Regions from separate parts of the Homo sapiens genome. Here region 1 is linked to region 2. The links are chromatin loops, found by intact Hi-C in ENCODE. Cell type or tissue: ovary. All regions are shown on one strand. Links, peaks and the distances in the headings refer to the core of each region. The heading gives the core; the rest is flanking DNA. Region 1 holds the start of LOC124905030 (a long non-coding RNA gene). Region 2 holds the start of LOC124905027 (putative uncharacterized protein encoded by LINC00322).

Region 1 (14,737 bases), core at 3,962-11,961, 370 kb after region 2:
GGGAAGATTCTTGTCACAGAATCAGCAATACCATAGTTTTTCTACATGTGCTCAGCTGGGGGTGTGGACAGGTAGGGGTGGGGAAAGAAGAGGCTCTGCGTTCTGGGGGCTTTTTCTTCTCCTCCCCCTACCCGGTTTCCCTCCCTGTTTTCCTACCTCTACGGCAAGCCCAAAGTGTCTTCCCGGGAGCCCAGCGCAGCCCCCGGCTCTTACCCAGGACCCCGCCCCGTGCTGAGCCTTCTGCTGAGGTCCTTGCGTGGAGCACACTCATTCCTCCAAGCCCTTGCGCTCCCGTTTCTCTCTCTCTCCGTCCACGTTCCAGCCGAGTCACTGCCTGACCGGCTCCATGGCAGCTCCCCATCTTCCCTAGAGGCTGCCTGCGCATCTGGAGCCTGCGCTCCGGCTCAGCGACCTTTCCTCTCAAATGCGGAAGCGTGCACTTACAGTTCAGACCGTTCTCCTGTAAGTTCATTACAAACACGGGCGGAAGGCACTCAGGCTTTCGTTGGAGAAACAGAAATAAGGCCTTCTTTTGAGCAGCGATTGCTGGATCATTGATCTGTTTGAGGAAGTGTCTGACCTGGGCCTGAGAGCTGGAGAAGGTGCAGATTCAAAGTGAGCGGCTCCTGAGGAGAGCCGCCAAGGCTGCTCGCCTTCTCCGTGGCTTCCGCAGCTACCGTCTGCACGGTGAGAGGGCACGGGCACACGGTTCGGGCTGGCGTGCAGCTCTCCCAGCCAGCCACGCTCTGCTCAGGCCTGGAAGTGAAAGCCGCCTCCTTCCCGTTATGCCCCCCATACAGGAGCCTCGGTTTTTCAGCAAAACGCGGCCAGTCCCCTTCTCCACTGCTGCCTCCCAGCAGAGGGCCCCAGGATCTCCAAGGTCCCAGCTATGGCTTTGGACAACGTGGCTTCGGCCCCTGGGGTTGCAGAGCTTGCATTGGGTTTACCTCGGTCTCATTCATTCATGGAGCCAAGGGTGGGGTTTCACCTGCGAACATCAGACTGACTTGCTGGCGTCAAGAGCAGTTGACTCACTGATGAAGGCCCTGGTGAGGAGAAAGCACTCTGTTCTTCGCCTACTCTGTAATCGTTTTGTCATAATGAGCCATGAAAAAAGTAATGAACTTGTGCTGTTAATCGTCACTGTAATGAGAAGTCTTACGTACAACATAGCTGTGGTGGCTTAATGGCTGCATTAGATAGGATCCTCACATCCCATTCAGAACCAAAACTGATACAGTGAAACAATTAAGGTGAGCAAATAGTTTTAACTTTTCTTTTTTTTTTTTAAGTTTCATTCTTCCTAGAATATTTTTCTAACAATTTTTATTTCAGCTTTAAAGATGGGTCATATAGCCAAACGGGCCATATAATCCAACATTGTTGAGATGTCTTAGGACATCTAAGGCAAAACTGGCACATTTGTTCTGCAGACTATTGCAGGAATGTTTTTTCCTAGCATTTCTATATTATCTGTCCATTCTGAGGAACCAGTGAATGTCCTATAAATGCACCTCCTGTCAAAACCATGCCTGAGAGGTCCCGGCTGGGAGTGACAGGGTGCTTCTTAGATTCTATTGGTCCTTCTCTCATTCTCCGAACTTACTCCTTTTTATGGGTAAGTCAACTAGGTTTACAGTCCCTTATTTTTAATGCCTAAGTTTTGACAGCAGGAAGAAAACAATTTTTTAAAAATTCTCATTACATAGACGCACAAGAATATGTCACATAAAGAAAATGTGTTTAGAATACTGGTTTTCTATTTACGCATGATATTTTCCTAAGTAAAATTGCCAAGTGGACTTGGAAGTCCAGAAAGGAAAATAATTTAAATTAATGCTGGTGATCTTAACAATATTTTGTAAAATGATGCTTCCCCCTTCTCCATGGTCTAGTCAATTTTGTACAATTAGGTATCTGACTTTACAAGTTTGTTATCCTTTCTAATTTTTACTGAACTGAAAGCACAAAGAAGACTACACAGAAAATCTGGAAACAGTTGCAGGTGTTGGGAGGAAGATGAAATCGAGCTGTCTTTTAACTTTTGTATGTGTTTTATCAGAATTTGCTGGACTATGCTGGCAAGGACTTTGTTTACGATCAAATTGTACTAGTGTCTGCAGGGTTTGTCAGTACTCGTCAAAGCCAAGTCCAATTAAAAAAAAAAGTCTTTGCCCTCCAATTTGTGTTTGATGTTGACTTTCAGTATGGGTAAAAATAGGCCTCTTTGGGAGCTGTTCCAGCACAGCAGAGTTGGGAAGATATTGGTGTTGGTCGGGTTTGAAAACAAGACTCTGGGTACCATTCTCTTCATCTCTCTGCTGCTGCCAGAGCCGGTGGGGGCGCTGCTCCGGGGATCGTCTCCAAGTGCTTGAAGCAGGCCTCACTGCGCACAAATGCCCTTGCTCACTATCGTGTCTAAAACATCACTCCACAGGCCTACGCTTGTGACGATGAGCGGAGAAGTGCCAGTGTCCCGGGTGGAGATCTCCCACTGCAGCCCAGAAACTGACTCCAGCTAGGGTGAGGCGGGCACAGGGAGGCTGCAGCTGGGTGAGGCGGGCACAGGGAGGCTGCAGCTAGGGTGAGGCGGGCACGGGTGGGCTGGTACCCAGCAGACAGCCTGTTCTGGGTGTTGGCAGTGGGTGTGGTCAGTGTTGGGCAAGCAGAGTACAGGCATGGCGGAGTCTTTATAGGCCCGTGTTCCCCGAAACAAATTTTTCACCTGTTCTTTGGATCCCAGACAAGTCCACAGACAGACACTGAACAAGCAAGCAAACAAAAACAAACCCTGGGCCAGGCGCGGCGGCTCACCCCAGTAATCTCAGCCCTTTGGGAGGCCTAGGCAGGCAAGTCGCTTGAGTCCAGGAGTTTGAGACCAGCCTGGGCGACATGGCAAAACCGTGTCTCTACAAAAAAAAAAAAAAAACAAATAATTAGCCAGGCGTGGTGGCGTGCATCTGTAGTCCCCGCTACTTGGGGGCCTGAGGCAGGAGGATTGCTTGAACCTGGGAGGTCACGGCTTCAGTGAGCTATGATCATACCACTGCACTCCAGCCTGGGTGACAAAATGAGACCCTGTCTTTAAAAAAAAAAAACAAGCCCTAGAGGAAGAAGGAAATCTGTTGTAATGTATTATTTAAAATGTCCAGTTTTCAACAAAAACAAGGTAAGACATTCAAAGAAACAAAAGAGTGTCACATACACAAGGAGCAGAGAGGCAATAGACTGGCTTTGAGGGCACCCAGGTGCTGATCTTAGCAGACAAACTTCAACCAGCCCTTATCAATATGTTCCCATCACTAAAAGAAACTATATTTAAAGAAATAAAAGATGGGGCCGGGCGCAGTGTCTCACGCCTGTAATCCCTGCACTTTGGGAGGCCAAGGCGGGTGGATCACCTGAGGTCAGGAGTTCGACACCAGCCTGGCCAACATGATGAAACCCCCGTCTCTACTAAAAATACAAAAATTAGCCGGGGAGGCTGAGGCAAGAGAATCTCTTGAACCTGGGAGGCAGAGGTTGCAGTGAGCCGAGATCGCACCCCTGCATTCCAGCCTGGGCAACAAGAGCGAAACTCCTGTCTCAAAAATAAAAATAAATAAAAGATAATATGATGACAGTGTCTCACCAAATAATACCAATAGGTATTTTTAAAAGAAACCAAATAGAGATATAGACGTTAAAAAGCACAGTAAGAGAAATCAAAACTTCAATAGAGTTGAGACCCTCTAGTGAAGTTTTTATTTCAGTTATTGTAGATTTGAGGCGGTAGAAGAATCAGCAAACTTGTAGATTAATAGAAATTATGTAATCTGAAAAAAAAAAATTGATGAACAGAGCCTCAGAAATGCAGGACCGCCAAGTGCCACAGCACACACAGCAGCAGGACCACAGGAGAAAAAATACTCAAAAAACTCATGGCCAAAAACTTGCCAGCTTTGAGTTTATCTTCCTTGGAGTGTGTAGAGTTTCTTAGATGTGTACACTGATCAAAAACTGCACACATCTAAGCAACTCCACACCCTCCCCCAAACACAGCTGAAATGATGAAACTCAAAATGTTGAAAGAGAAAACTTCAAAGCAGCCAGAGAAGGACTCATCACATACAAGAGAACCCCAGGAAGATTAAGATTTTTTTTAAACCTGATTCAGATTTTTTTTTTGACTTCTCATCAGAAAAAAAAAAAAATACACTGAAGGCAGGGATGAGATACTCAAAACGCTGAAAGAAAAAAGCCAAGAGCCCTTCTTAAGTTGAGGTGAAATTCACATAACCTTTTTTTTTTTTTTTTTTTTTAAGACAGTCTTTGTCACGCAGTCTGGAGTGAGGTGGTGTGATCTCGGCTCATTGCAACCTCCACCTCCTGGGTTGTTCAAGCAATTCTTGTGGCTTGGCCTCCCAAGAAGCTGGGATTGCAGGCATGCGCCACTACGCCCAGCTAATTTTTGTATTTTTAGTGGGGACAGGGTTTTGCCATGTTGGCCAAGGCTGGACTCGAACTCCTGGCCTCAAGTGATCTGCCCACCTCGGCCTCCCAAAGTGCTGGGGTTACAGGCGTGAGCTGCTGTGCCGAGTGGCATAATCATTGTTTAAAGTGTACAGTTCAGTGGCATTTAGTGTTGGGAAAAGGGCTTGTGGAATGCCTGTATAAACTGGCCATGAAAATATGGGACAATAAGTTGTGGAAAGCCACAAGAGGCCTCTGAGGAGGAAAGCCTCCTAATCGCCATCATGTTCGCATGCTCAGAGTGAGACCCGCTCTTATCTGTAAACACTGTGTTCAAGGAGAAGGACACTCCTTTGAAGCACTGGACTGTGGACAGACACACGAGCTCCTGGTTAAGCCCGCTCCCACCAGCTCCTGTCCGATAAGTTAAAGATACGCTGTTTGAGCACAAAGGAGATTCATTGAAACCGGTATTGCTGTAGATTACGCCTATGACGCACTGCCTCCCTTTCACTGTTTCGCCCTGAACATCTGCTTCTCAGATCTAAGTGACTGTACTCAATAAATAGCGTGGAGACCAGAGCTCAGTGCCTTTTGCAGCCTCCATTTTGCCACTGGCCCCCTGGCTCCTACCTTTATGAACTCTTAACCTGTCTCTTCTCATTCCTTTGTTGCCACCGAACTTCGGGTACGCTGTGGGTGGTGTTGAGGCTGGTCTCCAACATTTAGTGTATTGACAATGTTGTGAGACCACACCTCCATCTACTGCAGGCATTTCATCACCCCAAGAGAAGGCCCGCACTCGCTGAGCAGTCAGCCCCGCTCCCCTCCGTGCCAGCACCTGGCAGCCAGCACTTTGTGTTTCTAGATATTTCATAAGTGTGGACTCGTGCTCTATGTGGATTAAGGTTTTGCCAAACGTGTCACCTGTCCCCCCTGGTGTGAGGATGTCTCTGAGGTTCCTGAGAGACTGGGCTGGCAGAGGATGTGCATGTTTCGTTTTAGAAGGTGCCATTCCCGGCCGGGTGCGGTGGCTCATGCCTGTAATCCCAGCACTTTGGGAGGCCGAGGCGGGCAGATCACAGGGTCAGGAGATAAGACCATCCTGGCCAACATGGTGAAACCCTGTCTCTACTAAAAATACAAAAATTAGCTGGGCGTGGTGGCACATGCCTAGAGCCCCAGCTACTCAGTAGGAGGCTGAGATGGGAGGATCGCTTGAGCCCAGGAGGTTAAGGCTGCAGTGAGCCATGACTGCACCACTGCACTCCAGCCTGGGCGACAGAGCAAGACCCTGTCTCGAAGGAAAAAATAAAAATAAGTTATGGGCAATATGGCATTGTGTCCTCAAACACTCCAGCCTGCATTACCAGGTGACATTCCTCTCTATAACTACATCGCCATGGTTACAGGAAACCAACTTAGATCAAGGACATCTTCACACAAGTTCACGTTCAAATTTCCCCCTAGTTGTTCTCAAAACATTTTTTCTTACCGGGAAATAACCAAGGATGTGCAGTGATTCTTGTCTAAAGTCTCTCTTCCAGAGTGTCTGCCCCTCATTTTTTCTGATACTGCATTCTTGAAGAGTGTGTATAACTTTGACCCCGCAGCCCAGTGGGTTGCTTCTGATTGCCCTGGGGATGATCTAGCAGGGTTGTGGCCTGTCCACTCTGTCACAGGGACCCCTGTGTGGGAAGTCCTGGACATCCAACGCCCCTGACAGTGCTCAGCCCCTGATTGACGGCCTGGTTGCTATGACAACTCCAACCTCAGCTTTCCAGCTTTCTCTAGGAAGGGATAACCCCCCTTGGCCCAGCATCAGGACCCAAATCCAGAGCTCACAGGCTGGTTTCCCCGACTTGGTCCTAGTGCAGCTCAGGGCAGCACGTGGGCTGGCGTCTTCCTGTGTGTCCAGGCGGGCAGCCCGAGGAGGCCTGTTGTAACCCAGCCAGAGTGCTGAGCCGGCACCGTGGGGACACAGCAGACTCCAAGAAGACATCATCTTCTCCCCAGAGCTCCTGCTTCTCAAGCACAAATTGTCATCTAACTTTAGTCTCTAAACTGTGGATCTACCTAGGACCACAGAGATCAATAAATTCCAGGGTTAGCACAGCAGGCAGCAGACACATGGCTGGTTTTTGCAGCGCCTGAGAATAAACTATTATTGTACCAACTTCCCAGCTACGTACCGCTTTTCTATAAATGAAACATAAGCCAAGCCAAAGTTTTGTTTAAAAACATAAAGCTAAATGCAGAAACATGACTGGATTTAGGTTTGTTTTCTGAGCCTACAAAGCCTGCAGGAACCAGGACATTGCTGCTGCCTCTGAATGTTCCGTTCCTGCTTTGAAGTTCCCAGGGACTCCGGAAAGGAGGGGCTGCCTGCAAAGTTACAGAACGCCGACCCCCAGTGCCCCGACCAGAACGCACGTGCACACTCACATGCAACAGCTGCAGATGGCCGGGCGCAGTGGCTCCTGCCTGCAATCCCAGCACTCTGGGAGGCTGAGGAGGGCGGATCACTTGAGCTCAGGAGTTCTAGACCAGCCTGGGCAACATGGTGAAACCCCAACTCTACCAAAAATACCAAAAAATTAGCTGGGCGTGGTGGTACGCACCTGTAGTCCCAGCTCCTCAGGAAGCTAACGTGGGAGGATTGCTTGAGCCCAGTGGGCAGAGGTTGCAGTGAGCCAAGATCGCACCACTGCACTCCAGCCTAGGTGACAGACTGAGACCCCATCTCATAAAATAAAAAAAAAAACAAAAAACCACACACACACACACAGCTGCAGCCAGGTGAGGGCCCCATCCTCGGACGCACCCACACACTGACTCACTGAAGGTGGGTGCAGATCAAGGAGTCCCAGGCACTCTCTCCTTTGATAAAAATGCTTGGCACGCCCGCCGAGTATCCAGGCAGTGCCAGGCGCTGGGATACAGGCCAGAAAGACAACAGGGACTGCTTGGAGTCCAGGGACCAGAGAGGAGATGAGACCTGCGACACCATGCAAGCCACAGCTGTCACTTTCAATTTCCTTGCACACTTTTTGTTTTGTTTTTGAGACTGAGTCTTGCTCTGTTGCCAGGCTGGAGTGCAGTGGCGCAATCGGCTCACTGCAACATCCATCTCCCGGATTCCAGCGATTCCCCTGCCTCAGCCTCCCGAGTAGCTGGGATTACAGGTGCGCACCACCACACCTGGCTTATTTTTTTTTTGTATTTTAGTAGGGACGGGGTTTCACCATGTTGGCCAAGATGGTCTCAATCTCCTGACCTCATGATCCGCCCACCTCGGCCTCCCAAAGTGCTGGGATTATAAGCGTGAGCCACTGCACCCGGCTGTAGACACATTTTTTAAAAGAGAAAAAGAAACTGTCAATCTTTTTAAATAATGTATTTCCAAAATATAATTTCAACACGTAATTAATATTAAAAAGTATTAAGATATTTTGCAGGCTTTTTTTTCTGTAGTAAGTTTCCAAAACCAGGCGTGTATGCTGATGGCACGCGTCGCCTGGCACTCTGGAGTCACATGTGGTTGCAGCTATGATATTGGCCATGGCGATTCTACAGCTAAAGCCGAGAGGAAGTTTGTCCAGAGAACAAGTCGGGGTGGGGATCTCAGTAGAGGGAACCGCACCTGAGTAGAGGCACAAAGGAGGGAACAGCCAGTGCAGCCAGGATGTAGGGGGGCTGGCCAGGGACGGCCATGGGGGCCGTGGGGGCCGTGGGCAGGGTTTGGGCTTTGTCCTGTGCACACTTCAGGAGCCACTGGAGAGCACCCACCAGGCAGCAGGGGAAGGAAGGGTCAGAGGCCCGGATGGACCAGAGGCGGGAGGGCAGCCAGGCCTGGGGCCCACACCTGGGCTCAGCGGGCAGGATCGGAGGACCGGCTTCTGGTTGATGTGGGGAGGGCCCAGGGAGAATGGGGAAAAGAAGACAGGGAGGTTTCCAGAGCGTGTCGGCCTCTCTCCTCGTTTCCTGATCCACCTCATCTCCATGGGCACGTTTTCCTTCTGAGAAGAGCTGGGAAGCCCGTCAGCAGGCGGGCCTCTGTCCTCACCTCCACTAACCTGGCCCTTGCAGGCGTCCCAGGCTTCCAGGGCCAGCCCCCTGGGGTTTGGCACCCTGCAGCCTCTGACTTTCTCTTCACTGCTCCTTTGGGAGCACGTGCCAGAAGAGACACTGCCTCCGTGGCTGGCACGGACGACGACGCCCAGCAGGCAGCTGTCTCAGGAGGACAGGCCCAGCTGCAGGAAAGGGCAGCCCCGGGCTTCTGGCAGGGGCTGAGGCAGGGAGGCCAGCCCTACCTGGGGGCTGGAGGTGGCGTTGAGTGGGGGTGTAGGGGGTCCGCAGACGGCAGCTGAAGCCCCTTCTCTGCAGGTTATGCTGGTGCGATTCCCTTTTAGGAAGTAGAGTCCGTGTGGAGAGAACGGTGAGCCGCCTGCGTCCTGTTGCGATTCAGCCCCTGTGTCTTCCCGGAGGGCCCTGCGCCCGCCTTTTGTTCCTAGGACTCGGTGCCTTTCTGAACCCAGTCTAAAAATTGCCGCAGCTCTTTCTGGCGTTAGTCACTGCCTGGTGATTAAGGCTTCAGTCCGTCAATCTTTAAATCCTACAATTATTTCTCCACCCAGGTTTTTAAGAATAAAAGTTGAAAATGTACTGAACTGACAGCTACCGGATTTGATTCCTATTTGATTCGTACCTTTCCCGAGTGGCCCCGATCGCCACCGCAGCGCCACGTCCTGGCAAATCATTCACGCCGACCTTGAGAACTCAGCAGAGGTGCAGACTGACACTCAGCCCCGCCCCCTATCACGGGCTTTCTGCGGGTGAAAGGAGACGTTGCTTTTGTTCCCCACAAGCAACTGCAGGCAGTGCTACTTATTTTTAACACAGTTGAGCGGGCAACTTTATCTTAAATGATTATGTGCTGAAATCTGCTGATGAAAACGCTATAAGATGGGCATGGGCAGGGGTGGCCGCCAGATGTGTTCTGCGTGACAGCTTTTTCTGAACCTGCTGGACAAAGTCCCCACTTGTTGCCCGCTCAGCCCCGGTCACAGCCCCACCTCGCCGGGGCTTGTCTTCAGTTCCTCACACTGCCACGCTCTTGACCCACTCATTGGCCTCTTTGTGGGGACCCTTCAGCCAGAAGGCCCTTCCCCTTTCCTGCCCAGCTCTGGCCCAGACCTGCCACATGGAGGCTGTTAGAGGTGGAATGTCTGAGGCCTCCAAATGCATGTGTTGAAACCTAATCCCCAGAGGGATGGTATTTGGCGATGGAGTTTCCCAGAAGTGGCTTGGTTTGTGCTGGCTGCTATAGCAAGTACAGTCATGGGTCGCCTAGTGAGATCTGTTTTGAGAAATGCATGCTCGGGCGATATCACTGTCGTGCAGACCTCACAGCATTCACTCACACAAACCCGGCTAGCACAGCCCGTGACACACCTCAGCCCTGTGCTGTAACCTGCTGTTCCCAGGCTACAAACCTGCAGAGCATGTCACTGCACCAGATACTGTGGGCCCCCTTGACAGTGGTGAGCTCTTGTGTATCTAAATACAGAAAAGGCATAAAAAATAACGTGCCAGCCGGGTGCGGTGGCTCACACTGTCATCCCAGCACTGTGGGAGGCCGAGGCGGTTGGATCACCTGAGGTCAGGAGTTCGAGACCAGCCTGGCCAACATGGTGAAACCCCGTCTAAACTAAAAATACAAAAATTAGCTGGGCATGGAGGCACATGCCTGTAATCCCAGCTTCTGAGGCTGAGGCAGGAGAATCGCTTGAACTGGGGAGGCGGAGGTTGCAGTGAGCCGAGATCACACCACTGCACTCCAGCCTGGGTGACAGAGCGAGACTCCATCTCAAAAAAAAAAAAAAAAAAATACGGTGTCATCATGTATGGGACTATCTATGGGACTTGTGGCACTTGACTGGACCATAAACTGCTTATAAACAACAGAAATTGATTTCTCAAAGTTCTGGAGGCTGGAGGTCCAAGATGGAGCACCGGCAGATCTGGTGTCTGGGAGAGGCCAGGCAGCTCTTTGGGGCCTCTTTCACAAGGGCACAAATCCCATTCCTGAGGGCTCCCCGCAACGACTTCATCACCTCCCAAGACCCCACATCCTGATACCCTCACCTTGGGAGTTAGGTTCAACCTATGCATTTGGGGGGACACACTCAGTCTCTAGCAGTTGGGTAGACCCAAGATTGCCCTCAGGAGCTCCTTTGGGAGGCGCTCTCTATTGGGTCCAGTGCCAAGAAAAAATATCTGACTTGTATTTTGTAGAGGCTATGTTATTAAAAAAATACATCTTTAGGTTGGGCACAGTGGCTCAAGCCTATAATCCCAGCACTTTGGGAGGCTGAGGCAGGTGGATCACCTGAGGTTGGGAGTTCGAGACCAGCCTGGCCAACATGGCAAAACCTCATCTCTACTAAAAAATACAAAAATCAGCTGGGTGTGGTGGCATACGCCTGTATTCCCAGCTACTCGGGAGGCTGAGGGAGGAGAATCCCTTGAACCTGGGGAGTGGAGGTTGCAGTGAGCCGAGATCGCGCCAGTGTACTCCAGCCTGGGCGACAGAGCAAGACTCCGTCTCAAAAAAAAAAAACTTTAAACATGAGAGAGCCTCTCAGCTTGACAGCACTCCTGCGGTCACAAACACAGACGCGGCCACGAAAAAGAACGAGATCATGTCCTTTGTAGCAACATGGATGCAGCTGGAGGCCACTGTCCTGAGTGAATCGATACAGGAGCTAAAAACCAAATACCCCATGCTCTCAGTTACAAGTGGGAGCTAAACATCGGCGCCCATGGACATAAAGACCACATGCTCTCAGTTACAAGTGGGAGCTAAACATCAGTGCCCATGGACATAAAAGACCGCAACAGTAAACACTGGGACCACCAGAGAGGAGAGGGAGGGAGCGGGGAAGGGCTGAGAAACCAACTGCCGGAGACTATGCTCAGTACCTGGGTGCAGGATCATTCGCACCCCAAACCTCAGCATCACGCAGTATACCCAGGAAACAGACCTGCACCTGCATCCCTGAATTAAAAATAAAAGTTGGAAAAGAAAAAAATAGACTGGGTGTGGTGGCTCATGCCTGTAATCCCAGAACTTTGGGAGGCCGAGGCGGGCGGATCACCTAAGGTCAGGAGTTTGAGACCAGCCTGGCCAACGTGGCAAAACCCCATATCTACTAAAACTACAAAAATTAGCCCAGAAGGGTGGCCGATGCCTGTAATCCCAGCTACTTGGGAGGCTGAGGCAGGAGAATTGCTTGAGCCCAGGAGGCGGAGGTTGCAGTGAGCCAAGATCACTCAACTGCCCTCCAGCCTGGGCAACACAGCAAGATTCTGTCTCAAAAAAAAAAAAAAAAAAGAAAGAAAGAAAAAGAAAACAAATACATAAATAGTCAGAATAAATAGCTCTACGAGTTAAAGGTGGTCCCTGTATCAAGAATGAGACATGCAGATGGAGAGCCTGCTGAAGGGAATGCTGTTTTCCATTAAAGATCTTATTATTTTGCTTTAAAAAATTGTTTGCATCATTAGATAGAAAATAAAGTTTAATTGAAAAAAATAAGATTTCTATAAGGAAAACACTAACATAGGGCCAGGCGTGGTGGCTCACGCCTGTAATCCCAGCACTTTGGGAGGCCAAGACGGGTGGATCATCTGAGGTCAGGAGTTCGAGACCAGCCTGGCAGACATGGTGAAACCTTGTCTCTACTAAAAATACAAAAATTAGCCAGGCATGGTGGCACATGCTTGTAATTCCGGCTACTCGGGAGGCTGAGGCAGGAGAATCGCCTGAACCTGGGAGGCGGAGGTTGCAGTGAGCCGAGATCGTGGCACTGCACTCCAGCCTGGGCAACAGAGTGAGACCCTGTATCAAAAAAAAAAAAAAGAAAGAAAGAAAAAACAAACATAAAAACGAATTTGAGGCCAGGTGCAGTGGCTCATGCCTGTAATCCCAGCACTTTGGAAGGCTGAAGCAGGTGGATCACCTAAGGTCAGGAGTTCGAGACCAGCCTGGCCAACGTGGCGAAACCCCATCTCTACTAAAAATACAAAAATTAGCCCAGTGTGGTGACGTACGCCTGTAATCCCAAGCTGCTCAGGATGCTGAGTCAGAAGAATCTCTTGAACCCAGGAGGCAGAGGTTGCAGTGAACCGAGATGGCGCTACTGCACTCCAGCTTGGGCAACAGAGCAAGACTCTGACTCAAAAAAAAAAAAAAAAAAAAGAACTGTTTGCATCATTAGATAAAAAATAAAGCTTAATTGAAAAACAGTATGATTTCTATCATATAAAAGCAAACATAGAAAATGAGTCGTATGGCAAACCACAGCCTTGCTCCCGACATGCCTCACGAGCCCCATATACCCACAGAGGCCAGGAGCAGCCAGACTCACTGGCTTTACAGTTTGGTTTTGTTTGTTTTAACTTTTTTGCAGAGAACGGGGTCTCCCTATGTTGCCCAGGCTGGTCTCGAACTCCTGGGCTCAAGCAATCCTCCCGCCTTGGCCTCGCAAAGTGCTGGGATTACAGACATAAGCCCCGTGCCTGACCGGCTTTATAGTCTTTTTTTTTTTTTTTTAGACGGAGTCTCACTCTCTCACCCAGGCTGGAGTGCAGTGGCGCAATCTAGGCTCACTGCAAGCTCCACCTCCCGGGTTCACACATTCTCCTGCCTCAGCCTCCCAAGTAGCTGGGACTACAGGCGCCCACAACCACGCCTAACTTTTTGTTAAATTAGCACACCATGCTAATTTTTTGTATTTTTTTTTTTTAGTAGAGACGGGGTTTCACCGTGTTAGCCAGGATGGTCTCGAACTCCTGACCTCGTGATCCGCCCGCCTCGGCCTCCCAAAGTGCTGGAATTACAGGCGTGAGCCACCGTGCCTGGCCGACTTTACAGTCTTAAACGGGTTGTTGTGCTCCCTTTTTCTTGGGTGGGGGGGTTTGCACACCTTCAGTTGAATTCGTGCAAGTTAGAAGAGATTCCACCATAGTGAAAAAGTGGTGACTCTACCTAAATGTCCATTAACTGAGAACACAGCTGGCTGAAGACAGCCACAGAATAGTCATATACTGGAGTAAAATGCAGTCACAGGCTGGGCGCGGTGGGTCACACCTGTACTGTCTGCACTTTGGGAGGCCGAGATGCCAGGAGTTCAAGACAGGCTGGGCAGCAGAGTGAGCCCTGTCTGATATAGCTTGGATATTGGTCCCTGCCCAAATCTCATGTTGGAATGTGATCCCTGGTGCTGGAGGTGGGACCTGATGGGAGGTGGAGGTCATGGGGGCGACTCCCTCAAGAATGGCTGGGGCCATCCCCTTGGCGACAACTGAGCTCCCTGCTCTGAGTTCACAGGAGAACTGGGTGTGTAGAAGTGTGTGGCACCCCCACCCCTCACTCTCTTGCTCCTGCTTTTGCCCTGTTGCGGCGCCTGCTCCCTGCTCGCCTCCCACCATGAGTGCGAGCTCCCAAGGCCTCCCCAGAAGCTGATGCCAGAGCCAAGCTTCCTGTGCAGCCTGCAGAACCGTGAGCCAATTAAAGCTCTTTTCTTTATAAATAACCCAGTCTCAGGTATTTCTTTATAGCAATATGAGAACAGTCTAATACACTGTCTCTACAAAGAAAATTACAGAATTAGCTGGGCATGGTGGAGCATGCCTGTAATACTAGCATCTTGGGAGGCCAAAGCAGGAGGATCACTTGAGCCCAGGAAGTTGAGGCTGCAGTGAGCCCTGATGGCACCACTGCACTCCAGCCCAGGTGACAGAGCAGACCCTGTCTCAAAAAAGTAAAATAAAATTAAACGTATTAGCATATGAATATCTCTACTTTATTTTGCTGTTTATTTTTCTTTTTTCAGCAGGTGAGTTGGTGCACACCCTATAGCCGATTCCAGCTGTGTGGTGCCGTCCTGCTGTTATGTGATTATTTACAGGAGAGTTCACTTGGTTCACATCAGGGGTCACTCATGATGGGCCCTTCTCTGGGTCTGTCAAATGCTAATCTCATGTGCAGACCATCACAGTGTCCTTTTCCGGCCCTAAAGCCCGCTGTGCTTCTCATATCCATTTCTTTCCCCCTTGACCATCACAGTGTCACACAAAGTCGTTTTCTGGCCCTAAAGCCCACTGTGCTTCTCCTATCCTTTCCTTTCCCCCTTGTCCTAACCTTCTGACAACACCTGACCATTTTCTTTTTTTGGAGAGAGGGTCTGCTCTGACTCCTAGACTGGAGTGCAGAGGCATG
Region 2 (14,737 bases), core at 3,699-11,698:
AGCCTCCCGAGTCACTCTCAGGTCAGGGAGACACCGCATGACCACGTCCCCGATGCGCCTTCTGGTTGGGGTGAGGCTCTGACACCGCGGAAGCCAACAGGGTTCAGACATCCCGGTTCCTAATGTTTTGCAAGGCCTCAAGCCATGTTTGGGGCATCCTGTGTGTGTGAGGGCCAGCGAGGGCTGGCACTGTACGCTGCAGCTCTGCACAAGGAGGGCTGAAGTTGCTCTCTGTGCCTGGTGCAATTCTCAGGGTGCACATGGGGCACCCCCCAACCCTTGGCCCTCTCCTGATCATCTGCAGACATTCTGGTCCAGCCAAAGGAACCACCTCCCAAGGGCAGAACCAGCCTCCACGCTGGGGTGACTGCCTGCCCCCTGGGTGGGCAGGGCTCTCCCAGCCCCTCTTGTCCCCAGGGACCAAAGTTGGGTCAGGGCCTGGCTGTGCATGGCAGGGAGCTAACCTCTGCGTCCACCAGCTCTGAGTCAGCCAAGAGCCCTGTGCCCACAGGACCTTCTGGAAGCTGAGGCCACCACGTGCAGGCCAGTCTCCTGGGCGCTGGCCTCCGTCTGCACATCCCTGGCTTCAAATGCTACTTTTGCCTTCTGGTCACCACTGCGGTTGGTGCTCACAGGACTTTTCAACATGGACAGGCCTGCATTCAGATCCTGCCTGGTCCTTGCACCACATGTGGCCCTGGCCAGGTCCCCACTCTAGGTCCTCTCATCTGTAAAGTGGGTGGTGCAAGGAGACAGTCCATGGAAAGCACCCGGCGGGGCTCAGAGAGACCAAAAATGTGATCCCCTATCTAAAGCGTCTCTTATTCCCAGGGACCTAAGCGGAAGAAGCCAGTGCTTAACCAGAAGAGTGAGATTGAGGTGGAAGAACCCAGGCACTGGCTCCCCGGGCTGGATCCACCTCGAGGCTCACCCCAAGGCATGCAGTGAGTGGAAGGCTGGGATCCCCACCATCCATGGGCTCTGCTGGACTTGCTGGGGCTCAGGGCTGGGCGGGCACTCCCAGGACTGGCCCCCTGGCCTGGGCACTGTCAGGGCCCAAGGGGAACAGACCTCACTCTTCACCCATGGGGCTGGGTATAGAGGAGCTGTTTCATGGTTAGAGTTCCCAACACCCAGACAAATCCCACTGGAAGCCTCAGGGTGGGGCCCAGAAGCTGCATGTGCAGAGGCCCCCAAGCCACCACGGTGCCCCTAGGGTGCTGTTGTTGCAGAGCCTCGGGCTGGGATCCTGACTCAGCTGCTCACCAGCTGGGCTGCCTTGATATTTAAACTTCAGTTTCCTCTTTTGCAAAGTGTCAATCATAATACCCACAACTCACCTGTAAGCTCTAGATAGGATTCCGAGAACAGCACCGGTGTCGAGGAGAAGTGCTATTAGCCATGCAGTCATACAGGAAAGTCCTATGAAACAAAAGTGACGATCACCTTCCGTTCCACCGTCCGGCAGATGTCAGTTCTGACAAATGTTTGTGTCTCTTCTTCCAGCTTATTTTTCATAATAGAGTGTAATATAAATTGGAGCCATCCTGTACACCTACTTCCCTTTTCAATTTAATGTATCAGAGCATTTCTCTATGTCATTAAATATTCCTTTCTGACATGGCCTTATTTCAGTGCTGCTTTAGGAAATATGGGTTGTTTTCGACTCTTCACTATCATAGATTTATTACTTGTAGGGAATATTGTCATAAAGGAATCTCCACACTTGCAAGGTTATTTCCTAAACATCTGAGTGAAATCCACAGATGCCTCATGTCCCCTGTTGCTTTAAAACGTTGCTCTGTCCCCTCCTACCAGTGGGACAAGGTCAGGCTCCAAGTCCCCACACTGGGGAGGGGTGAACCTTGGGGTGGGGCAGCTGCAGCCCTGGCCAGGCCCTGAGAGAGGCCAGCCCGGGGAGCCACTGCCCGGGATCTCCCACCTGAATCTCATTCCTCTGGTTCAGCAGTGAAGCTGAACCTCGCCAAGCCTTTAGATCTAAATTCCTGTTGGCAGGAAAACACTGGGAAAGAGAGAAGGAGACCAGTTAGACATCACTGCCAGTCAGCAGTGACATCAGGAATGAGAGACGTTTTGAGTCTCAGAGTGCGGGGGATGTCCAGGCAAGGTCAGTGGGGAAAACGCAGTTGGCGTTACACCCTCCCCCATACACCAGTGTACCAGGTTAGCTGCTGTTAGGCACGTCACCTGTCCCCTGTGTGTGCACCTTGTGGGTACCACCCTTGGGTGTATCTCAGTGCAACTGGGGACACATGGGTGTTGCCTCTGTGTGGTGGGAGACATGCCCCTGACTCCAGGGACAAGCAAGCAGCAAGAGGAGGGCTGGAGGCCAGATCCCGAGTTTCATTCCCAGAGCTTCCCTTTCAGTGGCATGAACTAGGAGATGCATATTTTGTTTTCAAATCATGAGACTGGCCAGGCATGATGGCTCACGCCTGTAATCCCAGCACTTTCATGAGATCAGCCGGGCTCAGTGGCTTACACCTGGAGTCCCGGCATTTTGGGAGGCTGAGGCGGGTGGATGGCTGGAGCTCAGGAGTTTTGAGACCAGCCTGGGCAACATGGTGAAACTCATCTCTACAAAAAATACAAAAATCAGCCAGGTATTGTGGCATACTTGTGGTCCCAAATACTCAGGACACTGAGGCTGGAGGATGGCTTGAGCCTGGGGAGGTCAGGCTGCAGGGAGCCAAGATCATGCCCCTGCACTCCAGCCTGGGCGGCAGAGTGAGACCCTGTCTCAATCAATCAATCAATCAATCAGAATGAATAAATAAGTTATGAGATTACGTTAACATTTCCAATTCAAATTTAAGATGACAGTGCTCCTCTTAACCTATTGGATTTTATATTTGTGAATTTTTTCTCTTTCAGTAATAATAATTTTGGTTCCTCACAACATTCACATAATTACTTACTGGCTTTATCCTGGAAGAGGAAAAAATTTAAATAACGATGCCAGACTTAACACTAACACTAAGACCTACTGAATGATACATACGATTTCCTTGCCATTCTTTTTATCCTTAAAATACGCGCCACCAGTTAAAAAAAAAAAGCCTAAATTCTGTGCTGTAAAACTACTTCAAATAATTTTGTCTTTGTTTTAGTTATGTTACAAACTCTATATAAATTTTCACTTTTGTTGGTTTCCTTTTCTAAGGATGCTCTCTTTTAAACTTAAATTTTAACAAATTCAAATTGTTTTGAATATGGGAAACATTCACATAGTTCTGGACTCAAACACTAAAGCCAAGTATCTCCAGAGCAGCTAGCTTCCATTTCTAACTCCACACACACGTAAAGTCACCATTTTTATTAGTTTCTGATTTATCTTTCCAGTGCTTTTCTTTTGCATCTATAAATAAACACGCACATATACATATCCTTACACTTTATTACACAAAAGATGTGTCACTACGTACTGCCGTCTGCTTTTGCCACTTAACAATATATCTGGAAATGGCGTCTTATCAATCCCTGGAGAAGGGGGCTGGGCCTGGGTTGGAGGGAACCCAGCAGGCTGGGAAGGAGGGGTCTGGAGCATTTTCTTCTCCAGGCAACAGCAACACTGGTGGTGGGGGATTGACCTGGGGTTTCCAGGAATAGATGTTGCTGGAATGCTTGAAAGAATATTAGGAGAGAATGTGAGTGCTCAGTATGGTCCGGGCTCTGATCCTAAGCAGCCTGATGCATCTCAGTTGAGACTGGATTCCTCGGCCATCCTGGGGTTTGTAGGAGGATGGCACTGGGCTACATAGCAGCTCCCCTAAATTTACATCTACCCAGAAATGGGGAACATGACCTTATTTGGAAGAAGGGCCTTTGCAGATGTGATTAAGTCAAGGTGAGGTCATACTAGATTTGTGTGGGCCCTAAACCCAGTGACTGGAGTCTTACAAGAGGAGGGGACACACAGCAAGGCCGGGGAGAAGGCCGCGTGACCCCGGGGACAGAGATGGGAGCAGCGCAGCCACAAGTCAAGAATGCTAATGGTTGCCAGCAACACCAGAAGCTGGGAGAGCAAGAAACGGATTCTCTTCTAGAGCTGCCAGAGTGGGGCTGGCTCTCCTGACGCCTTAAGCTCAGGCTTCTGGCCTCAGAACCAAGAGGGAATACACTTCTGTTGGTCTCAGCCACCCCGTTGGTGGCACTTTGCTTGGCAGCTTCAGGACACTCACAGAGATGGGATGGTCTCTGAGGCTGATCCCTGTTCTCACGCCCTTGGCCAGTAGCCTTGTTCTCATCCGAGTGTCCAGAGAAAGGGCTGGAGGAACGCAACTTGGGAAAGTGCAGGCGTCCCACTGACCCAGGCTGGGTGGCGGCAGAGAGTGGCATTCCCACTGAGGTAGCTGGTGACTGCCTGGCCAGCAGGGGAAACCGAGGCACCCAGGATGGCTTCACAGCCAGACCTGGGGAGAGTGTACCCATCAGCAGAGCAAGTGGTGGGGGGAGCCATCGGGAGCCCGGGAGAAGAGGGTGGGTGTGGGGTGATGAGGGCACCGGGAGGAAACATCCCGCCAGACAAGTGGAGAGGCAGCTGGAGTGTTCCAGGGGCTGGGGCTCGCAGGACAGCTGAGTGTGGGGGTGCTGAGGACACGGCGTCTGCACACTGGTGTCCAGGCGGCCCTCGCTCAGCAAGCTCTCCAAGTCGTTTCTGCAAGGTTTATGGAAACGCGGTTTTTCCCGGGAGGTATGTGTGTCACTGGGAATTGTTGAATGTCTGTTTACAGTCGCCACTCCTGCTGGGGTGATTAAAAGCGCCATCAGAGTTGATTGTAGCCTGGGTGGTCTCTTGATCTGGGGGTCCTCTGGGTTGAGGGGGTGCTCTTGCCCTTCCCTTTCTGGTGTAGCACGAGCTGAGCTGGAAGAAAGAGGCTCCCGCACCCTCCTGGCCAGAGACCACAACCCCAGACGACCCCTGTGAGGTGGCGTGAAGTCTCGCAAACCCAGGGACTCGGCTTGGACAGAATTTCCTGGCTGCTCCAGTCTTGAGCCCTTCTGTCTTGCTTGTCTTGCTTTTAGTCCTGCCTATCTGAGACAGCCCAGCCTCACCCCGTGTGTCCAGGGATCTGCTGGTCTTCCCCCGAGCTCCATCCCTCTGTCCCACGCCAGCCCCTCCACCTGGCACACGCCACACAGTGAGCCCCCCTCACCCCCTCCAGGGTGCAGCTGGAGGTCCGGGAACCTGCGCGTGGGCCCTGGGAAGCAGCACGGGGCTTTGTGGGCCAGGCGGGGTCCAAGCTCAAAGGCTGGGTCCACAGTGCCTGCTGGTGACCTTCGGCACGCCAGCTTCCTCCCGAATCAGGGATGCCCTTGCTCTGGGTCTGCTTCTGCTGTAGGAAACCTTCTCCAATTCAGGCTGAGACAGATGTCACAAACAGGACTGTCTCCCCGATTCAAGCTGAGACAGATGTCACAAACAGGACTGTCTCCCCGATTCAGGCTGAGATAGATGTTACAAATAGGACTGTCTCCCCAGGACAGGCGGCCTGTGCTAGTGGCTGGAACCTCTGTCGTGTCATGGCAACACAGCCAACGGCTGCTGTGTGTCCCTCCCAACCCCAGGTCCCAGTCCTTGGACAACTCATGGGACAGTGCGGGGAGCACAGAGGTAAATCTCCCTGCCGCAGATGCCACTGCTGCCTGTGGGTGGGGTCCCTCGGTGCGGGTTCCTCTGCACCTGCTGTCCTGTGTGTCCTGCTGGGCCAGTGTCACCTGGGCTTCCCTCACACCCACTCCCCACTGACTAAGGAGGCCACACAGACCGAGGCCTGAGCCCCAGCCCGCTGCCTGCAGGTTCAGACACTTGGGCATGTTTCTTAGCCATTTGGAGCCTCGGTTTTCCCATCTGGGAAATGGGGACAATGATATCTCAGAGACACTGTAGTGATCACCGGAGAGGACCACAGACCACTCTCAGTGGGGGTGCCAGGCATCGTGTCCATGTTTGGCGAGGAAGGATTCAGCCTGACCCTTGGCTTCCTCCATCCCAGATGTCCCTTGAGGCACGTGGCCTGGGGTGGGGGATCCGGAGAAGAAGGGAGACAGGCCACGACGTACGGTGACCCCAGGCTAGGCCCACAGACCCGGGTAGATCGCCACCACTCCCACTGGAATTCTCAGGGCTGTACACTCATTGTTTGGAAATAATTATTTTTGTGCAGTCCTTAGTTTCCGTAATTAATTCTTTGATAACAGTCCCTTCTATAATAGCTCCTCACAAAGATTCTATAGAAAGCACCAGGCGGTTTCAGCTGAGCCGGCAGCAACAGCCTTTTCTCTGAGCTCGAGGTCTAGGCACAGTCACAGCGGCAGAGAAATGCTGGGTAAAGAGGCCCTGGGCGTTGGGAGGGGCGCCAGCAGAGCAAGGGGCTTCCCACCGCCGCCTCCCTCCCCACAGGCTGGTCAGGCGGCCAGGCTACAGGGGCCCTGCTCTGCAGAAGGCCTTTCCTTCCAGAGCCCTGCAGCCTCTGGGAGCCAGCACCGGCCCCACCAAGCCAATCCTCGGAGTGGGTGGAGTGGGGCCTGGGGGCTCGAACCCCCAGACCGACGGCCACAGCTTGTCGTCTATGGCGCTCTGTGATGGGATGGGGGGACTGCCACAGAGGGAAGAAAGAGAATCGGCCCCTGCCTTCCCAGGGGCCTGATCCTACGGGGAGGTGGGACACTCACGCTCAAGGGCCCAGATGCTGTAAACACAGCTGTCCCAGGTGGTCCAGGTCAGGAAGAGGCTCAGATGGGTCGGAGTCCCACCTCCACGGCGGTTTTGGAGAACAGCCCAGGGGCAAGTGAGTCTGTAGATGTATCTGGCCACCCCGGAGACTCCCCTCTTCCACCTGTTGGGAGCCAGAAAGCCTCCATCTTCCTGCCCCGCCTCGGTCTGCCACTCATAAAGCCTAGACCATCCTACTTCGATATTGCAACATTGCATGGCTGGGGTCCTTTTGGTTGAAGTGACAGAATCCCAACCCAAGCTCATTTCAGAAAAGAAGGGCGTTTGCAGGTTGACTTGCCTAGAAAATGTGGGGTAGAGTGGCTTCAGGTGTAGCTGGGTCCAGGAGTTCAGAGGCGGTCACTAGGCACCATCTAATTCAGACTCTAAGCTCAATCCTGCCTGTGTTGGCTTCATTCTCAGGGAAAGACGGCCCAGGAGCTCTAAGTTCAGGGGGTCCTCGAAACTCCCAACTTGGAGGGTCAGGGTGCTTCTGTCTTCAGCAAAATCCCAGGCAGGGCTTTGTGTGGGCTCGGGCCCCATGCCCACCCCTGTCCTGCTGTCTGTGGTGGAGGAATGAGGTCCTCTTGCTGGCTAGCCTTGGGGTCACATGATCACCCCGAGGTTGGCAGCAGCCCTAGAAACACAGACAACAAAATACATGACACTACGTAAGAGTCAGCAGGCGGGTTTTCTTAAACAAAACAAACAGGGTTTTGTGACGAAGAGAAGAGGAAACTGTCTGGGAAGGCGAAGATCACCAGGGCCCGACAGCACTGTAGACACAATGACATCACTCGGAGCAGCGCGCTTGCTTTCTGGGCCTCACATGCCCACTCGAGTATCTTCCATCTCTCATGCCTGGGAGGCCCCGCCCCACATGCTGTCCCAGGAGCATAGCAGGCATCGTACACTGTGCAGTGTGGGGTACACACGTAGGCACTTCAGACCCAGGAATCACGGACTCCTGTCTCCTGCCATATATGTGGGAGGTCTGTCTCCACTGTAGACAGAGATATGAGGTGTGTGTGTTTGCATGTGTGTGCGTGTGTTTGCTTTGTGTGCGTGTGTGCATGAGTGTGTGCTTGTGTGTGCATGTGTGCGTGTGTTTCCTTGTGTGTGTTTGTGTGCATGTGTGTTTGTGTTTGCGTGTGTTTGCATGTGCATATGTGGGAGTGACAGAGAGGGAGAGTGTGCACACATACTGGGTCTATGCCCCAAGGGCCACTCCCACCCCTACCATGGGGATGCGGTGCCCTTGGGGGTCTGCCCTCTGTGACCCCCAGGCATGTGAATTTTCTAAAACTGGCTTCTCCCCTCTTGGCTCCTGTCCGTCCCAGATCCAGCATCCACGTACATTTGACGCCAATGGAAACTCTGCCTTGTGACTCGTGGAGGGGCCTCCTCAAGGGGCGTGTGACTGTGAGGGGGCCAGGCTGGGCTCGCTTGTGTGGAGGGGAGGGGCACGCTGCGGGGGGTGGGGGGGCGCCACCCCCACCAGGCCAGCCTCAGGGCAGCCGGGGCAGAACCTGTGGCTCTGGGGTAAATGCCGGGGCCAGCTTAAAGGAGTCAGCTCTCTGCAGCCTGCCTCGGCTGGGTGGGAACGAGTCCAGGCTTCCAGGCATTTGGAACCCGAGCAGCTGCAGGGACAGGCTGGAGCCTCAGCCTTCCCTCCCCGACCCCAGACCCTCTCTGGCCCCTCTTAACCCAGCCAGATGAGCTGTTTGCGAAACCTGGCCTGTCGCAGACTGCGGAGAGATCTGAGGAGGAAGGAAACCGTTTCTTAGCACCTCCAGCAGTTCAAGCCCACTTCGAGCCCTCCACGTCCGGGCTTTCTCCTCCTTTGCAAATCTGCTCCTGTTTCTGCGCTTCCAGGAGCCTGGCTGGGGCTGGAAATAGAAATGCATTCCATGCATTCATTCTCTCAACAAATATTTACTAAGCACCTCCTCAGGGCAGGCCGGGGCTGGGCACAGCGTCATCCTCCGCCTCCTCGTCCTCCTCCTCACCAGTGAGCAAAACAGACAAAGCCTGCACCTACGCGGAGTGGATGCCCTAGTGGGGGAGCAAAGGGAGGGGGAAGAAGTGCATCTCGTAGTATAGGGAAGCCTGAGAGCTTTGACAGGGCAGCCGGGAGCCGGGGGTCACAGTTCCACCTGGCTGTTGGCGGCATTTGATCAGGAGACAGTCGCTGGAGGCCGTGAGCCCAGCAGCGTGGAGCTCCCTCGACTGCTGTGACTTCCGCGTGGAGCACAGACGGCGGCGGGGGTGGATGGGAAACTGTAGGAGTCTCGTGCAGTCATCCAGGCCAGCGAGGCAGGGAAGTGGGCAGATTCCGGATGCATTCCGATGACAGAGCTCATGGGGTTCCTGGAAACCAGGAGAACGCGATTCACTCTGAGCAACTGGAAGGATGGCTCTGTCACCACCCAAGAGGGGGATGGCCGTGTGCAGGGATGGGAGGCGGGAGCGGCTGTGCACTCAGGGCAGGAGGGATGTCTCTCGTGAGACATTTACTGGATGTCCACTTGAAGGAAGCAGTTGGGGACACAGTCCGGAGGCCAGGGGCGAGCGGGGTTGCAGAGACACCCAGGAGCCATGGAGAGTACTCACTGCCTTGACAAATCTCTTTTAATTCCTAGACCCAGGAAAAGTCTTGCAAATGTTTATCTGGCATCTCCCCCAATGGTCCCCACCCTGTAGGAAAAAGTTCCTCAGGACTCCAGGGCCAATTTTGAGTCCTCCCAAGGGTTCAAAGTCCTCCTCAGTCTCCTGAAGCTGGAGACACGCTGGTCATGCGTGAGCCTTCACGTCCCTCTCTCTGTCAGCAGAAGCCCCACCAACCCCCAGGAACCCTGACCACCACAGGAAGGCCGCAGTCTGATGGTGAGGCTGCTTCTGTGGCCCAGGTCCTGAAACCAGGAAGAAATTAGATGAGAAGGCTCCTATCCCCCAGCTTCCAGCCTGGGCACTTCCACCCCACCCTCAGCGTGATGGAAAAACGCCGGGGGTGTGTCTGTGTGTGCGTTTGAGAGTGTATGTACGTGTGTTGTTTGTATGTGCTTGTGAGCATGGTGCATGCATGTGTGATTTGTGTGTGTGTTATGTGTATATGCATGAGCATTGTGTGCATGCATTTGTATTTGTGTGTGGTTCAGCATACGTATGTGTTTGTATGTTATGTACGTGTGCTCTGTGTTGTGTGAGTGCATATTATGTGTGTTTGTGCATGAATGTTCAGTATGTGCGTGTATGTTCTTGTGTGAGTGTGTGTTTATGCGTGTGTGGATGTGTGTATGTCTGTGGAGTGTGCAGCACGCATGTATATTTGTGTGTGTGTGTGTGTGTACTTAAGTCTGGTGTAGGCCGGGCACGGTGGCTCACACCTATAATCCCAGGACTTTGGGAGGCCGAAGCAGGTGGATCACTTGATGTCAGGAGTTCAAAACCAGCCTGGCCAACATGGTGAAAGCCCGTCTCTACTAAAAATACAAAAATTAGTGGGGTGTGGTGGCAGGCACCTCTAATCCCAGCTACTTGGGAGGCTGAGGCAAGAGAATCGCTTGAACCTGGGAGGCAGAGGTTGCAGTAAGCCAAGATTGCACTCTAGCCTGGGTGACAGACTGAGATACCGTCTCAAAAAAATAATAATAAAGTCTGGTGTAGAGTGATCGAGTGACATCACACAGAGCCCTCCGGGGCTGCACCTCTCAGAGGCAGGGAGCAGTGAGTGAGTGTGTGCAGGCCAGGCAGTCATGGGCGCTCCGTCAGCAGCAGGCACGCACCCCCCGACCCTGGGGACACCAGTTGTGTCAAGAGAGACTCACCGTCCACCTCCTGGCTGTGGGCAGAGAAGCTACTCCTTAGACCAGGTGGTGCTTCTGGGGGAGGGGAGCGAGGCCCAAGAGGGGCTGAGGGGCAAGAAGAGGAAGTGAACGTCCTCAGGTGAACCACAGCTGGGGTAGGAGAGGGCAGGAGGGGGTCTGGGAGGGCAGCCCCACCAGAGACAACTTCCTTTGAGTGCTTATCGGGACCTTGGCACATAAGGAACCCAAATGCCAATGGGTCAGCAGTGGGCACAGAGCTGGTCAGAGGGTGTGTGGCCTGTGGTCAGTGGTTCGGGGAAAGACAAGGATGCAGTGAAAGCAGTGTGGGCCATGGCTGGACAGTGAGCTGAGGGCTGACAGGACTCATCCTAGCCAGTGCTGACCTCCTGGGGTCCAGTGCACCCCTGATCATGCAGGTAGCCCCATCAGGATTGAAATGGGGAGCACGGATGATGATTTCTGCAGGTGGTTGGAAAGCAGATAGCAAATGCCATGAGCTTTCTCTAGAAAATGGCCAGCTTTATTTACAAGAGTGAGAACATTACTAACACCACCACTGCCACCACTACCATCGCCACTATCATCCCATCATTATCACTACAATCACCACCACCACCATCACCACCATCACCATCACCACCATCACCACCATCACCATCACCATCACCACCACCACCACCAACACCACCACCATCACCACCATCACCACCACCACCATCACCACCACCATCACCAACATCATCACCACCATCACCACCATCACCATCACCACCACCATCACCACCACCATCACCAACATCATCACCACCATCACCATCACCACCACCACCACCAACACCACCACCATCACCACCATCACCACCACCACCATCACCACCATCAGCATCACCACCATCAGCATCACCACCATCACCATCACCACCATCACCATCACCACCATCACCACCACCAACACCACCACCATCACCACCATCACCACCACCACCATCACCACCACCATCACCACCACCACCATCACCACCACCATCACCACCACCAACACCACCACCATCACCATCACCATCACCATCATGACCATCACCATCACCATCACCATCACCACCATCACCATCACCACCACCAACACCACCACCAACCCCACCACCACCACCATCACCATCACCACCACCACCACCATCACCATCACCACCATCATCACCACCACTATCACCACCATCAGCATCACCACCATCACCATCACCACCATCACCACCATCACCACCACCAACACCACCACCATCACCACCATCACCACCACCACCATCACCACCACCACCACCACCACCATCACCACCACCATCACCACCACCAACACCGCCACCATCACCATCACCACCATCACCATCATGACCATCACCATCACCACCACCATCACCATCACCACCACCAACACCACCACGACAATCACCACCACCACCACCACCATCACCACCACCACCACCATCACCATCACCACCACCATCACCATCACCACCATCATCACCACCACCATCACCACCATCATCACCACCATCATCACCACCATCACCACCACCATCACCACCACCACCACCACCATCACCATCATCACCATCACCATCACCACCATCACCACCACCATCACCACCACCACCATCACCACCACCATCACCAACACCAACACCACCATCACCACCACCATCACCATCACCATCAGCAGCATCATCACCACCATCATCACCACCATCAACATCACCACCATCACCATCAGCATCATCATCACCACCACCACCATCACCACCACCACCAACACCACCACCATCACCATCACCACCATCACCATCATGACCATCACCATCACCACCACCATCACCATCACCACCACCAACACCACCACAACAATCACCACCACCAACACCACCACCACCACCATCACCATCACCACCACCACCACTACCACCACCATCACCATCACCATCATCATCACCACCACCATCACCACCATCATCACCACCATCACCACCACCACCACCATCACCACCAACACCACCATCACCACCACCATCACCATCACCATCAGCAGCATCATCACCACCATCATCACCACCATCACCATCACCACCATCACCATCAGCAGCATCATCACCACCATCATCACCACCATCACCATCACCACCATCACCACCACCACCATCACCATCACCACCACCACCATCAACATCACCACCACCATCACCACCACCACCATCACCATCACTACCACCACCTAGCTACTACTCTCGGGGGTAAGGACTGGATATTTCTGGTTGCCCCACTTCCTCTCTCCATCCCTCTTCCTGCCACCTGTACTGCACTTCTGAAAGCTGCCCGCTAGGCAGGTGACTTCTCCCTCTAGGCTCCTTCACCTCTGGGCTTCTGTTTGGGGCTTCAGCCAATCAAAGATGGTGGCAGGACATCAGATTCAGGAAGGACAGACAGGACAGGAGGGACCTTCTGACCACGTCCCTCCAGGAGCACACCCTCCTGCCAGGTGGCCCCTCCCCGGGGCTCTGACCCCTGTTCTGGCAACAGCTTTCCTTCTTTTGCTTCCTTGGTCCTGGGCGTGGTCACGCCTTCCACTACAACAGGCCCCTTGGTGTTTTTCCCTCAACCTGCCGACACCTCTGAAAATGCTCTTTTCATAAACAAATCTCTTCAAACACCCCTGACGAGTGGGCCATCTGTTTCCTGCCCAGACTCTGAGAGGTGTCTGTCTTGCAGTGTGCCAGGATGGCACACACAGCCAGGGAATCCCAGCAGCACCTGTGCAAGACCAGCACCACGGCAAAGTGTCTGGCGTTACCTGTGCCCGCAGTGTCCAGGCTGAACTCAGGGCTGGGGCCTATCCTGGGGCTCTGCAGGAAAGCCAGGCTTCAGGCAGACGGGGCCTGGGCAAGCTCCAGAACCCAGAGGTGGTGAGAAGGCAGGAAAGATCCCGGGAATCAGATAGGCCAGGTGCTATGCTGGAGGGGTGACCTGCTGCGGGCCCCAGAACCTGTCCTGACTGCCCCAGGCTGTGATGGTCTGGCTGAACTCTGGTGTCCGAGAGCCTTGGAGAGAGGGCAAAGAAAGCCCCTGGCCACGGGGACCCACCACGCCACGCCACGCCACGCCAGGGCAGTGGGGAACTTCCAGGCTGGCTCCTCTCTCCTGTGCATGGCCCGCCTCCCTGCCTCCATCCCCTCCTGATTCCCATCCTGTCCTTCCCCTGCTCCCACCCCATTCTATTTTCACCAAAGCAGCTCCCTGGTTTCCCAGCTCAGAAGCCTCTGATGGGATGGGCGTGAGGAGCGCCAGCCCCTGCTGTCCATTGGTCATGACCTCCAAAGAAAGCAACCCCCAGAGCAAGGGGACAAGGAGGCACCTCACTGCATCCTGGGCTGGCCTCTCCTGTTCCCTTGACTCCAGGACGGGAGCCCAGAGTGGGTGCCTGTACCCCGGGAGGGTCTGCAGAAGCAGGCGGGTGGGACTCTGTCATTTCTCTACCAGCTCCTTCCGGAGAGTCCACCACTCCTGAGCTTCAGGGGTGCCCGGACAAACCCCAGCAGGGGCCACAGGCTGTGGTGGGGGGCACTGTCCCAGGCAGGAGGAAACTGGCCTCACTGCACAGGTGTGGCTGGAAAGGAAGTGTGAGTTTCTGGCGTGGAGCCCAACTGGGGCTGAGACAGCACTTTCCCTCCCCTGGGACCCCAGCTCCTTCCAGGGTCTGTGTGACCCCATTTCCTTCCAGGTCTGGATCCTTGGCACGACAGCAGCCTCAGTCACTCTTCCTTCCTGCCGCCTCTGCAGCTGCCTCCTGCTGCCTCCTACCTCTTTCTCTCCTGTTCTTCTCCGTAGTAACACTGGTAGCTGCCACCCCCAGCCCCTGCTGGACACGGCTGTGAGAGCCATCTGGGGGCAGGTCACCCTTTCCTGGAGCACACTCTCATCTTGGGACTGTGAACTACCCCCAAAGATCTGGGAGGTGTCCCAGGTGCCCTGACAAAGCCACCGTTTCTTTGGAATCTCATATTTTTATATGAACAATCCCAGTGTGTCCTCCTCCACTGCCCTATCAACACTGGCGCTAATGGGCAGTGCAGCCTCCCCTCAGCCTCTGCCTACAAGGACAGTGCTCCAGGAACCAGGCGTCTCCATC

The links. Peaks named below come from ENCODE experiments on the same cell type or tissue, not always from the same donor. Only the 100,000 strongest peaks of a DNase experiment are listed, where the experiment ranks them.
Region 1: it touches region 2 in a loop (4-fold over the local background); 2 of 110 quality-filtered maps call a loop at or near these places.

Annotation. Positions count from the first base shown.
Region 1 is chr21:43,693,898-43,708,634 of GRCh38, forward strand. It overlaps LOC124905030 (a long non-coding RNA gene), which reads right to left and starts at 9,403. Exons shown (of 2, transcript XR_007067894.1): 1 at 8,766-9,403; 2 at 7,835-8,095. RRP1B (ribosomal RNA processing 1B) reads left to right here. Exons shown (of 16, transcript NM_015056.3): 16 at 1-2,182. RefSeq lists an enhancer at 13,331-13,864. In ovary, for the core only: no CTCF peak of the experiment used is centred there; no DNase peak of the experiment used is centred there.
Region 2 is chr21:43,324,819-43,339,555 of GRCh38, forward strand. LOC124905027 (putative uncharacterized protein encoded by LINC00322) reads right to left here and starts at 5,047. Exons shown (of 1, transcript XM_047441057.1): 1 at 3,401-5,047. The coding sequence starts at 4,788. The coding sequence ends at 3,880. LINC00322 (long intergenic non-protein coding RNA 322) reads right to left here and starts at 7,221. Exons shown (of 3, transcript NR_103713.2): 1 at 7,038-7,221; 2 at 1,341-1,422. RefSeq lists silencers at 3,637-3,837, 4,369-4,531 and enhancers at 3,952-4,838, 7,323-7,853, 7,854-8,383. In ovary, for the core only: no CTCF peak of the experiment used is centred there; a DNase peak (open chromatin) is centred at 7,435; H3K4me3 peaks cover 557 bases; H3K27ac peaks cover 2,890 bases.